Linked DNA regions of Homo sapiens: all the other regions are linked to region 1. The links are chromatin loops, found by intact Hi-C in ENCODE. Cell type or tissue: mammary epithelial cell. All regions are shown on one strand. Region 1 overlaps MIR4713HG (MIR4713 host gene). Region 2 overlaps GLDN (gliomedin). Region 3 overlaps DMXL2 (Dmx like 2).

What was found. Hi-C counts contacts between places; a loop is a spot of excess contacts. Peaks named below come from ENCODE experiments on the same cell type or tissue, not always from the same donor. Only the 100,000 strongest peaks of a DNase experiment are listed, where the experiment ranks them.
Region 2: a loop joins it to region 1, with 5 times the contacts of the local background. A loop is called at or near these places in 30 of 110 quality-filtered maps.
Region 3: it touches region 1 in a loop (9-fold over the local background); 12 of 110 quality-filtered maps call a loop at or near these places.

What each region holds. Positions count from the first base shown.
Region 1 is chr15:51,161,357-51,165,356 of GRCh38, forward strand. All of the region lies in intron 1 of MIR4713HG (MIR4713 host gene), which reads left to right. Among named protein-coding and RNA genes, the nearest start is that of TNFAIP8L3, 68 kb to the left of the region's middle. In mammary epithelial cell, a CTCF peak has its summit at 1,685 (motif pointing right); DNase peaks (open chromatin) are centred at 1,725 and 1,985; H3K27ac peaks cover 440 bases.
Region 2 is chr15:51,401,339-51,405,338 of GRCh38, forward strand. It overlaps GLDN (gliomedin), which reads left to right. Exons shown (of 10, transcript NM_181789.4): 9 at 255-405; 10 at 2,939-4,000. The coding sequence ends at 3,416. Among named protein-coding and RNA genes, the nearest start is that of GLDN, 62 kb to the left of the region's middle. In mammary epithelial cell, CTCF peaks have their summits at 735 (motif pointing left) and 2,121 (motif pointing left); no DNase peak of the experiment used is centred here.
Region 3 is chr15:51,497,975-51,501,974 of GRCh38, forward strand. DMXL2 (Dmx like 2) reads right to left here. Exons shown (of 44, transcript NM_001378457.1): 18 at 578-2,257. Among named protein-coding and RNA genes, the nearest start is that of DMXL2, 120 kb to the right of the region's middle. In mammary epithelial cell, a CTCF peak has its summit at 1,592 (motif pointing left); no DNase peak of the experiment used is centred here.

The DNA.
Region 1 (4,000 bases):
TGGGAAGGGGTTATCTATTGGAAGGGGACATATCTTTCGGTGAGGCAGCTCTCTGTAACTGAGAGCAAGTTGAAAGTGAGCAAGATGAAAACTCATCTAAGCCATCATCTGCCAATGCCACAGCTGGGAAATCAATGCCTCAGTCCCACAACTCACACTGTTCGGTCCACACAGTGACTTGTAGATATGAGCCTTGCTTCCAGAGTCGGAGATGATGACAATGGCTGGGCCCAGACAACCCCAGCCAGATCAGTGCAGCGGCAGGGGAAATGAGACTCAAAGTGACTGCATGGGATTGTATTCATTTGAAACCTCATTATTAGTTCTTGTTGCCTCAGGGAACCTCAGGAATGTTAAACCCACATGGTGGGGATGAACATATGGCCATCACATCCAGTGTTGTGGTTGGAATCTGGGTCATTATTGCCCTAGCTGTGCACCTCCTTTCCTGGGTGTGCAGAAGGACCAATGTCCCTGACCCCTAACTCTTCCATAACTCTGTGCTTTTTCATTTGCCATTCCCTCTGCCCAGAATGCTCTCTGCTTCACATTTCCTTCCCCCTCCTCTTGCTGATAAACTTCTATCCATCTTTCAGCATCCAGTATGAATGTCACCTTCTCTTGGGAACCTCCCCTGGCCAGCCTCTCCCTGCTGCCCAGCAGAATTGGTCTCACCCTCTCTGGCTCCCCAGACACTCATTAGCCCAGCCTTAGGCAGCTGTCTCCACACCCTGGGTCTGCTGGTCTGTCTTCCTCATGCTGAGCAATTTAAGGTCAGGAACTGAATCCCACCCCTGTTTGTATCTCTGAGCACAGGATAATGCAGACTCCTTGGATGAGCTGCATGGATGCAGGAGGGAACTTTGAAGGATTTTGAGTCAAGGAATAAAGGAGAGAAGTCAGGTTGAGGAGGCATGGTGGATTGAACTGGAAAGAGATCATGCTGCTCAAGCCCAGCAACGAAACTATTTCTTCTTCTCCACCTGGGCTGCCTATTTAAAGCCATCTGTAAAGATGTCCTCTCCTGATTCCACTGGCCATACTGGCCTCTTCTCTCTACAATGCTGCAGCTGCAAATAACAGCAGTCGGTGTCCAGTCAAAACGTGTCGAATAAATGAACGAATCCAGAATTCAGGCCATAAAGGTCAGGGCGTGGCTCCAGGAGGAAAAGGGGTGAAAAATATTTTTTTGGCTTTCTAGACAGGCCTAGATGACAGGCCTTAGTAGCTGGAGAAGTAGCATGGTGGCATGTCATAGGTGAAGGCAGGGTTGGAAAGCCAGAAGAAAGAACCAGTTTCAGGTTGGGACCTAGAATATGGTCAGCTCAAATGGTCCATATACTGGATTGAATGTTGAAGTCAACAAAGCAGGACTGTGGTTAAGGGGAATATATGAAAATAATGTTGGAGAACAGACAGGGATCAGGACACATGGACCAGCTGAGACCACACCTGGTCTTAATCTGTGATGCTTCACTCTAGGTACAAATGCTAAAAGCAATGTTTGAAGATCTTTTAAATGAGATGTGCTTCTAATCAGAAATGACACGCAATTGTGGGTTGGCCTGCTAAGACTGCTTTGGCCCCTCAGTGGCTGTCACATGTCTGTCCTTGGTGCAATGTGACTGGGGGCTCCAAGTGCCTATGGGGAGCCTTCTCCGCTGGCTCCCATTTAGCAATGTCCACTAGGTGGCGACAGAGACTCACTTGCCTCCCCTGCAGAGAGCCTGCTTTTTTGAGATACAAAATTAGCCTCACAATATTCCAGCTCTATAAAAATAGATTCCTCTTTGAAAAAAAAAAAATCCCATAAAACTTCATTATATAAAACAGTGGAAATCTTAGCAAAGATATCGTCAAAGAGTGGAGAAGCCATTTAGGATAAATATACAAACAAAAGATCTAATTATCTCTTTTATCTAAGCAGGCACTATGCAGCCTGATTTTCCGTTTAAGAGCTCATGACTCATTGGGTTCTGGCAGTTTCTCTTTCGGAGTTCTGTCAATCTGTCTCAGCTTCTCTCCTGTGGTTTCATGGAGTTTATTTCTGCCTTTTCCTGAGGTTTGGGACACTACACCGTTTGTCTCTTTCCTCCTACCTAGATTTCCACACAAAACAGAAGCAAAGCCTTGCTCTGCAGGTTGCTTTATCAACCATTGGAAGATGGACAGAGGTTTTTTTAAGCTGTGTGAACAGAAGCAGACAATTTTACTTTGTTATTTTCCCCTGTGCTACCCAGATAGCAGCAGCCACCCTGTAGTTGGCCACCCCCAGGGGCCACAGCCAATTATAGACGTTTCTGTCTCCCAGCTGTGGAACCTCAGGCAAGCCTTTGAACCTCCTTGATCTCAGCTTTCTCACCTGTAAACTAAGGATTAGCATAACACCTCCCTCTTGAAGTTATTTTAAGACTGGATAAGGAGAGGGCAAGGGAGACCGAAAATTGCAAATCACTTTACAAATGTTGTACATCAATAGATCTCTTTTAAAAAGGGGCCGCTCTTGAAGAAAAAGTTGATTAATTTTTAAAAGCATGCTAGCTTTGGAGGGTTCTTGTGGCAAATGCGACATTTGAGGAGGATCCATCTTTGCTTACTGAGTGTGGAGGGGCATGCTCTAGCCCCTCCTATGGAGTCAGGAAGCACCCCCAGTGGCCATTCTGTGAAGAAGCCAACGCGGTGCCCTGAGTGCCTTGTGCCCAGGATTATGTGCCCAACAGCTGCTTCACTGGGAGGAGGCCATTATGAAATCAGTGGTTTCCTGAAGCTGGTCGTGTCCATAATTAAAGAATGTTAAAACTCCGTAGTTGATTTTCCACTTCTGTCTCTGGCGGAAAGCAGGCTATTAATTGTCCCGTTAAACCGGGGTGGTGATGGTCAGCCTAGAGTCCAGAGCTGGCTGAGGCTGGAGTCTACATGGCTTGTGCTGGGCACTACCTTAGCATGGAGAGCACTTTTCACTGCTGTGGGCTGCTGGGGTCTGCCACACAGCATGGCCGTCCAAAGTGCTGAGATTACAGGTGTGAGGCACTGTGCCTGGCCAAAAAAAGAGTTTTTTTAAGGCAGTGCAACGATTGCAAAGGCCACACCCCAAGTGGATGTATGGTTATAACTTTTGACAAGTACTGCAAAATCTTCTTCCATATCTCACCCCTCTATCTCTCTATCTCATCACTAGTATTAACTGGGGCTGATACAGTTAATACAAGTGGAAGCTGTTTTTATTTTTTCTAAGATTTACTTATTGAATAGTTATATGTACAGTCTAAAAGCCAATTTGCTGAATGTTCTATTAATATTTCATTCTATCAAGAAAAGAAAAAAGAACTGCCTGAAGTTCTTTTTGGTATGTAGCCTGAGATTCATTTTCTACCATTATGGTTGGTGATTGTTATAAGAAAGAAATTAAATTCTCTTCCTCCCATTAAGTAATATGCTTAGAGAACCTATAAACCCATTTAACTATATATAAATAGCAATCAGGCAGAAGACAAGATTGGAGAAAAGAATCCATTTGTAATAGCGATGAAACAGATAAAATACCCCCCAAATAAATTTGTCTGCTGATGGCCACGGCTCTCTGAGGAATGGTATTGAGTTTCTCAGCATCACCAGAAGTATTGTTTTCTACTTGAAATTTGAAAGTGTAGGTGCAATAGCACATTGCTACTTTTTTTTTTTTTTGAGACGAAGTTTTGCTCTTGTTGCTTAGGTTGGAGTGCAATGGCACAATCTCGGCTCACTGCAATCTCCGCCTGCTGAGTTAAAGCGATTCTCCTGCCTCAGCCTCCCATGTAGCTGGAATTACAGGCACCTGATACCATGCCTGGCTGATTTTTTGTATTTTTAGTATAGATGGAGTTTCACCACGTTGGCCAGGCTGGTTGCGAACTGCTGACCTCAGGTAATCCGCCTGGCTCAGCCTCCCAAAGTGCTGGGATTACAGGCGTGAGCCACTGTGTCTAGCCCACATTACTATATTTTAATGAAACTTTAGTAT
Region 2 (4,000 bases), 240 kb after region 1:
GAGAGGGTGATACATAGTTCTCCCAGGAGCAGCCAGGCCAGTTCAATGCCTACCACATTTGAAAGACATTTCAGAAATCCATATGGAGAATTGGACTTTGAGCTTGGGAGTCTTAGACTCTTCACACTGGACAAGGGACCTTAGGGAACATTTCACTCTCAACTTCCCGCCTTTGAAATTCCTCCCAAGGACTCCCTCCCAAGCTGTGATTGCTGGAGGTAGGTAACAGCCTCTCCCTGGCTTCCCTCCTACAGGCATCATGGTTAAGGAATTCAAGGATCAGCCCTCACTTCTGAATGGCAGTTACACGTTCATCCACCTTCCATACTATTTCCATGGCTGTGGGCACGTTGTTTACAACAACTCTCTCTACTACCACAAAGGGGGTTCTAATACCCTAGTGAGGTAAGTCGCACCACAGCACCTTCTCACGCCTCTCAGGCAGCACCTGTGCTGTGGTGCTTTTGTGAGCAATTAGGGGTAGGGACTGTGTTTTCATCATCTTTGTGTCCCTAGGGCTGACACACTGAGGTCAATCAGGGTTTGTCGACTGAATGAATCACAGGATATGTTAGTGAGCCCCATGGCCCAGCCCCTGCCTGGGGTCTGCATTTGTTGCTGGTCTGGACAGCCCGAGGAAGGTCAGAGCCAGGGAGAAGTAGACCTGGAGTGGTGACGGCCGCAGCTTCCCCATCCTCTGAGAGAGAAGCAGCCCGAACTCATAGCTCCCCCTGGTGGAACGTGCTGCTGCTCCCTGATAAAGTTTTGTTTTGGAAAACTTTGGGTGTGGGGAATTTCGTGTCACAGCTGAGATCATTGAAGACTGGGGAATGAACCCCTAGTCAAGCGTCTCTGCCTTCAGATCCGTCTGTCATCCTGATGGAGTCCTCCCAGGCCGCCCTCTGCTCTCCCATAGGGAAGGGAGGAGGGTCACCTGGGTAGACACTGCCCAAGGCAGCCGCTGAGCCTTCCCCACAAGAATTGCTGAAGTTCTGTCTTTAGGGTTCAAGAAGAGGAAATCAAGCTCTGGCCTTTGGAGGCAGAAGCAGGTCATCTTGGGCAAATCAAGAGAGCAATGAACCGAAAGCCAGGACACCTGGTTTCTGGCTCCAACTCTTGTGCCTCCTCTATGGCCTTGGACAAGAGACAGCACTTCCTGTGTCTCCCTGTCCTCAACTAAAAACAAAAAGATGGACTACAGCCTCTGAGTCCTTCTAGCTCTTCCACTATCTGAAACAGTAAACCCAGTATTATGAATGCCACAGTCCTACTCATTCAAAACAAGAGACAGTGACTTTGAGGGAGGACTGGGTCCCTTCCCTCTCCCTCATCCTTCTCCTACCCTTAGTGAGGTCCAGCTTTAACAACCTTTGGCATTTGAATGCTCAGGTTAGAATGGGGCGAGTTTCCTAGTGTAATATGCGATATGATCAGACACATCGGACACTGGCGTCAGCCGCGGCAGGAAGCATCCCCTCCTTTGCCTCTCACTCCCATCTACATGACACCCCCATCATCATCTCTACACCTCCCTGGCCACCCCATTTGGGCAGTCTTGTGCTAGTAGAAAAAGACAACTGACCTACCACCTGCTCAGTAGTCCCCCTCTCAAGACACACTCTTTCCTCCGATGCTTCTCACTGAATCTTGTGGTTCCCTGCTGCCATGTTATATAGGGCTATTGCCACACGGAGGTGGCGTGGGGGGCAGTTCTGCGGTGGATAACCCCCATAGTGAGAACTGGCCTCTTCAAGGAGGTGTATCTTCTAAGGAAGCTAAGTTTGGATGCAGTGGTTAGGAGGCTGTACTGCTCTATGCCGCGCCACGGACTGGGACCTGACGGAGAAGCAGAGCTGAATTCGACCCTGTAATTGCTGGGAGAGATGGGTCTCACCAAGGAATGCAGCTGTGAGGTGCCAGGACTAGACGGGGCCAAATGGCAGCAGTAAACCCCAGGTATTCAGAGGAAGGAGAACTCCTGTGTACTGAGATGTGCAGGGACCTTCCCAAGCCTCACTATTCTCTAGTTTCTTCACGGTTTCTTGATAGACTTCAAGTCTGTTATGCTCAAATGCATATCCACAGATGCACACAGTTCATGTTTCTTCTGCTGCTCAGTGGCACCCTCTGGTGTTTTCTTTTAGCCTAATGTTCCTGAATTTTCATTCCTGGAGTTACGTACCTTTTGAATTATAATTCACTTTTACAATACAGCCTAGAGTTGGAATCTGTCAAATCATACAGCCTCCAGGAGCTAAGGGGCATGAGATTCCATGCCATAGTTTAATGTATCCAGCCACTTACTTCACAAGAAAATGGTTTTCACAGTCATGACTTTGCAACAGCCCTTCTCACCTGCTGACTTTCTTCTTAACTTAGCAGGCTGTGAAACTCTTTTTTTAAAATTTCAGCAGGGAGTAAAGGAATAACCCCCACACTTAGAGTTAGAAACCCTAAGTTCAACCTCTGGCTCTGCCTCTTACTTGTCTTCATGGGCCAGTTGCTTCTCATTTTTTGCTTATAAAATGAAAAGATTGGACTAGATCCTCTTTTACAGCCCCCTTGCAGCTCTAAGAATCTTTGAGGGGGCATTTCAGGAGGTCAACAAACATCTGGGCATTAGTGAAGTGGGGGTCACATGGCTAGTAAGTGGTCACTCAGATGCAAATTCATTCTGACTTTGGTGATTATTCTGACACCACACCACTGTCTCCCTGTTGCCTCTGCTAGCACAGCCAGTCATTGTCTCTTACAGCCTCACTGCTCACAGCATTGCCCAAGGACCAGCAGAGCAGGCATTACCTGGGAGCTTGTAAGGAATGCAAAATCCCAGCCCTCACCCCAGACCCACTAACTCAGTTTAATAGAGGAGCCTAATAAACCACCTGTCCACAGAAACGGTGATTCATGTCTACTTTTCTTTGTTTGCATATTTCAGATTTGAATTTGGCCAGGAAACATCCCAAACTCTGAAGCTTGAAAATGCCTTGTATTTTGATCGAAAATACCTTTTTGCAAATTCCAAAACTTACTTCAATCTAGCTGTAGATGAAAAGGGCCTTTGGATTATCTATGCGTCAAGTGTGGACGGCTCGAGCATTCTTGTAGCACAACTGGATGAGAGGACATTCTCAGTGGTGCAACACGTCAATACCACGTACCCTAAATCCAAGGCTGGCAACGCCTTCATTGCCCGAGGAATCCTCTATGTCACAGACACCAAAGATATGAGGGTCACATTTGCCTTTGATTTGTTAGGAGGGAAACAGATCAATGCAAACTTTGATTTAAGAACTTCCCAGTCTGTTCTTGCCATGTTAGCATACAACATGAGAGATCAGCATTTATATTCATGGGAAGATGGCCATTTAATGCTTTATCCTGTGCAGTTTTTGTCAACTACCTTAAATCAGTGATGTGCTGCATTCGGCTCCCTTCAGCAAATTTCAGGGGTTTTCTGGGACCAGTTCTCCCCCAACAGGAAACTTGTTTTTTTAACGTCAGCCAGATATTTAGAAAATAACCTCAAAAGTGTTTATATGGTCAGTGAGCCCCGCTTAGTGAAATAGCAACAGATTGGAAGTTGAAATGGCTGAGATTTGGTGATCTCCCCACAGCTGGCTCTGCAAGTTACCTCTTTCTCCTTGGGCCTTAGTTTCCCCATTGGTAATCTGAATTGGCTAAGATGATTGGGGAGATTTTCTGTACCTGTAGGTAATTTGGTGATTCTTGGTGGCTGCTCTTCTCACAACTTTTATGTATCTGCTTCTGTCGTTTAGCTTTTTTAGCCACATGCTGACCAAATTTACCTTTGAGTTGATAAGTCCAGTGGCTTGAGTAGTGAATCCCTCAGTGCTGACTTATATCTTGTTCTTTGAAAAAATGCATTGACTCTTTAAGACATCTAAAGTATCACATTATCCATAATTTATTGCTTTTCTTTGCATCTGCACCTGCCACCACAGAATAACCATTACCCTCAGCTGCTGATTGGGCAGCT
Region 3 (4,000 bases), 340 kb after region 1:
ATAATCCCAGCACTGTGGGAGGCCAAGGCAGGAGGACTGCTTGAGCTCAGGAATTCGAGACTAGCTGGGGCAACATAAGGAGACCTAGTCCCTACAAAAAAAATAAAAAGAAATTAGCTGGGCCCCATGGTGGTGCACACCTGTGGTCCCGGCTATTCAGGAGGCTGAGATAGGAAGATTACTTGAACCTGAGAGGTTAAGGCTACAGTGACCCATGACTGCACCGCTCAACTCCAGCTTGGGCAACAGAGCAAGACCCTGTCTCAAAAAAACAAACAAAAAACCCACCCAAACACACACAAAAAAACAAGATTATAAATCCAAAATGACACAAAGGTTTCAGTGTAAAAACTCATGAGAGAATGCACATGGATCTCACAAATCCATGCATTCATATGCCGGCCTCAACCGTCTTTTCTAACTGAGCATATTATATAATAGTAATTACCTATTAAGGAGGTCTTTTCCCTGCAAAGTTTGAAAGTTGAGACTGCAATTCAGTAAATGAGTCAGTATAGAGATAATACAAATATTTCTATTAGGTACAACTTTATAAATTTTTAGCGAGAATATTTACCTGAGCAACTCTTATCTCTGCTTTCATCAAGCTCAGTACTAGTAGTAGCCACTGTATCAGCCAAAGCTACAAGGAACATCTGCTCCAAACGGGTAAGGCCTGGTAGACTTGAGTGCATAAGATGACTTGAAAGTACCCTTGCATGTTCTTGGCCAAAGTAAGCTGGTCCATATTGAGAAAGATTTATTACTTTTGATTTGTTTTCTCTCTTTTCAGGCTCTAAATCAATATCATCCGTTGGTATATCCTGGATTTGAAACAGCTCTGAATACTGATCCTCTGGTTGACTTACTGTCTGATCTTCATAGCTCTGTGGTATCTTTGTACTTTCTTCTGAAATTCTGTAGGATGTATCTTGATCTGCAGCAAGTAATGCATATAGTGGTAGTGGAGGGATAGAATCTATCTCAGTATAATCTCGAGTACCATCTTTTCCTACGGTGACTGTTTCCTTTGCTGTACTGCCACTTACACTAATAGTTCGAGAGAGATGTCGCTTAGTTCCTTCTCCAGCATCAGGATCTCTAACTATTGCTACTTCACCTGCAATACATTTTACTAAATGAGAGAGAATGGCTTTAGCCCTTCGCACTTTCCCTAAATCCATCAATTCTAACAGCTGAGTTGGATGATATTGTGGAAGAGTAGGGGAAAGTACATGTGCAGCCTCAAATAAGCCACCATCTTGAATTACAGTTGGTGAACAAAAAACATCATCAGAAATAGCTGTTCCTTCAACAACACTTTTTCTTGCCAGCATATTAGATTTAAAGGTCGAATGATCTTGCATTGCTGCCTCTTCTGCATTAGAACTATCAGCTTCAGTGTCTCCAAATTTGACAGCATGCTTCCACTGTGCATATACATGCATTTCACAATCCATTCCTACCACCAATATCCCATCTCTTACCCAAGAGAGAGAAACAGGCAGTGAAGGAGTACCATCAACAGAAGATACCAAGTCTATAGATCTAAGAAGAACCCATCTTGACTTAACTCCTTGCTTGATACTACCACCTAGTGGTAAAGTGATGACAGCTACTCCATCCTTACTGTTGGTTTGCTCAGTCACAATTCCTGAAAGCCTTCCATACATGAAGATATTCGCACCGACTCCCACTGTAAGAATGTGGGAGCCATCTTCTTTTGATACCCAGTCCAAATGTACTAAATGTTTGATATTCGGAATAAGATATCTATCCTTGCTCAAGAGTGCATCTGACTTGCTATACACAAACAGATTACTGTCGACGCTGACCCTTGAATCAAGTACACTCCCAACCTTAACCAAATCATCAAGATGAATTGTTTGTTCTAAAACCCACTCTGATCCTCCTGTAGATTCACATTCAAATATACAAACATGCATGGAAAATTCTTTAGAAACAAAACCATTATGGTGGATAGGCTGCTTATAAGCCACTGCAAGGCGACCTGTGTATGAACAGCTAACAGCAACTGGTCTTCCCACAATGCTCACTGTACTGCTATTATCTTCTCCTTCATCATTCATCAAAGGCCATCTCTTCCAATGATAAATTTCTTTCTCATCACTTTTATTACACTCTGGGTTGGCTTCCATACAACATTTCCAGAAGCGTACTTTATTGTCAGAACAAGTTGTAACCACTAAATAAGGTGCAAGGCACACTGGATAAATTGAAGAAGAACTCAGATGGCCTTAAAAAAGAAAAAGCAAATAGTTAGTTGTAATAATAATAAAGCCACAAAATAATATGGTAGTAATCAAATTCTGGAATGTGATCAATTTAAAGTCACTATGAGCTTCTTCAGAATATCTCTGCAGTCTTCCTCTTAACTAGTATCCCACTAAATGTCCATTGGCCAACATATCTATAAAGGTCTTGAAGAGCCCATCAGTGAAATCAAGGTATGCAATAATAATCACTTAATTTGTTTTTAGGTAATTAAGTTTAAATGAGGCAACCATTTAATTAAAATAAAACTCAAAAGCACTGAAACAAGTCAGCCCTTAATGTGTTTCTATTATTTATATTTACCTTCACAACATGCCTCCTTAGAATTTCATACTATATATTTAATCATTTTCATCATGAATACTTAACTGAGCTTTACAATTTGCCTTTCAAATGCCCCTAACCTTCTCTCAAATAATCCAGACCCCAGGTGGTACACCAAATTTTGTTTCAGACCGCAAAACAGACCAATAGATCTTACCCATTTTACCAAGTTTAATTCATCCTCTCTTAGCACTGAACCAGAACCCTCTTATCTATTCCTGACTGCCAAAGACTAACAATGCACATCTGTTGTCAACTGTAAGACAAGGGGATATAGAGATTAAAGATCTGAGGTCAGAAGATCTGGATTTGAGTTTCAACCCATCAATAATTTCATTAACAGTGGGAAAGCTACTTAATCATCTGAGCCTATTCCATCTAAACAATTGGGATCAGTTACTGTTTCCCCTAGATTACTATTGTCAAATAAGACATTTTATAAGGCGTCTGTAAAATATAATTTATTATCACGAACTCCAATAAACTTATTTGAGTATAACCCAAACCTTTCAAATATTTTGAAAGATTAACAAACTGGCCTAGATCTGCACCAGCCACAAAAGCCCAAGAGTACACTCTTCTCAATATGATCTTTCCAACTGTGAATGCAAACCTGTCTTACGGATGAATAAGAAAACACCTATACTGAATATCATTCACCAGTAATTTTAGCGGCCCCGAACCTCCAATTTTGGTTTCCCAAAAACACTATTCTAGAAACTCCCCAATTAAAATTCTGCAAGTAGATCACTTTAAACACAGCTGCCAGACTTGCCCTCAAAATATCTACCTTGCTAAAGTCAGTATCATTCCAGACCACCCAAACTATAGTCTTTTATCCTACATTTTTCCTCAGAGTATCTGCCAACTGTTGTTCAAACATTCTTAATAAAGGTGAGACGTGATTACCACAATGTGAATGAAGTCTTAAATTTTAAAAAAAGCCTCAGTGGTTTACAAATGAATGTATTTGTTCTTCAAAATTTTACTATCATTATATTCCAAAGTGTAGGCAAGACACCTCACATTAAAATATTTTCACTATTGGCTGGGCGCGGTGGCTCACGCCTGTAATCCCAGCACTTTGGGAGGCCGAGTGGGCGGATCACAAGGTCAGGAGATCGAGACCATCCTGACTAACACAGTGAAACCCCGTCTCTACTAAAAATACAAAAAATTAGCCAGGCATGGTGGTGGGCGCCTGTAGTCCCAGCTACTCGGGAGGCTAAGGCAGGAGAATGGCATGAACCTGGGAGGCGAAGCTTGCAGTGAGCCAAGATAGCACCACTGCACTCCAGCCTGGGTGACAGAGCGAAACTCCATCTCAAAAAAAAAAAAAAAAATTTCATTATTTTGGCCGGGCGTGGTGGCTCACACCTGT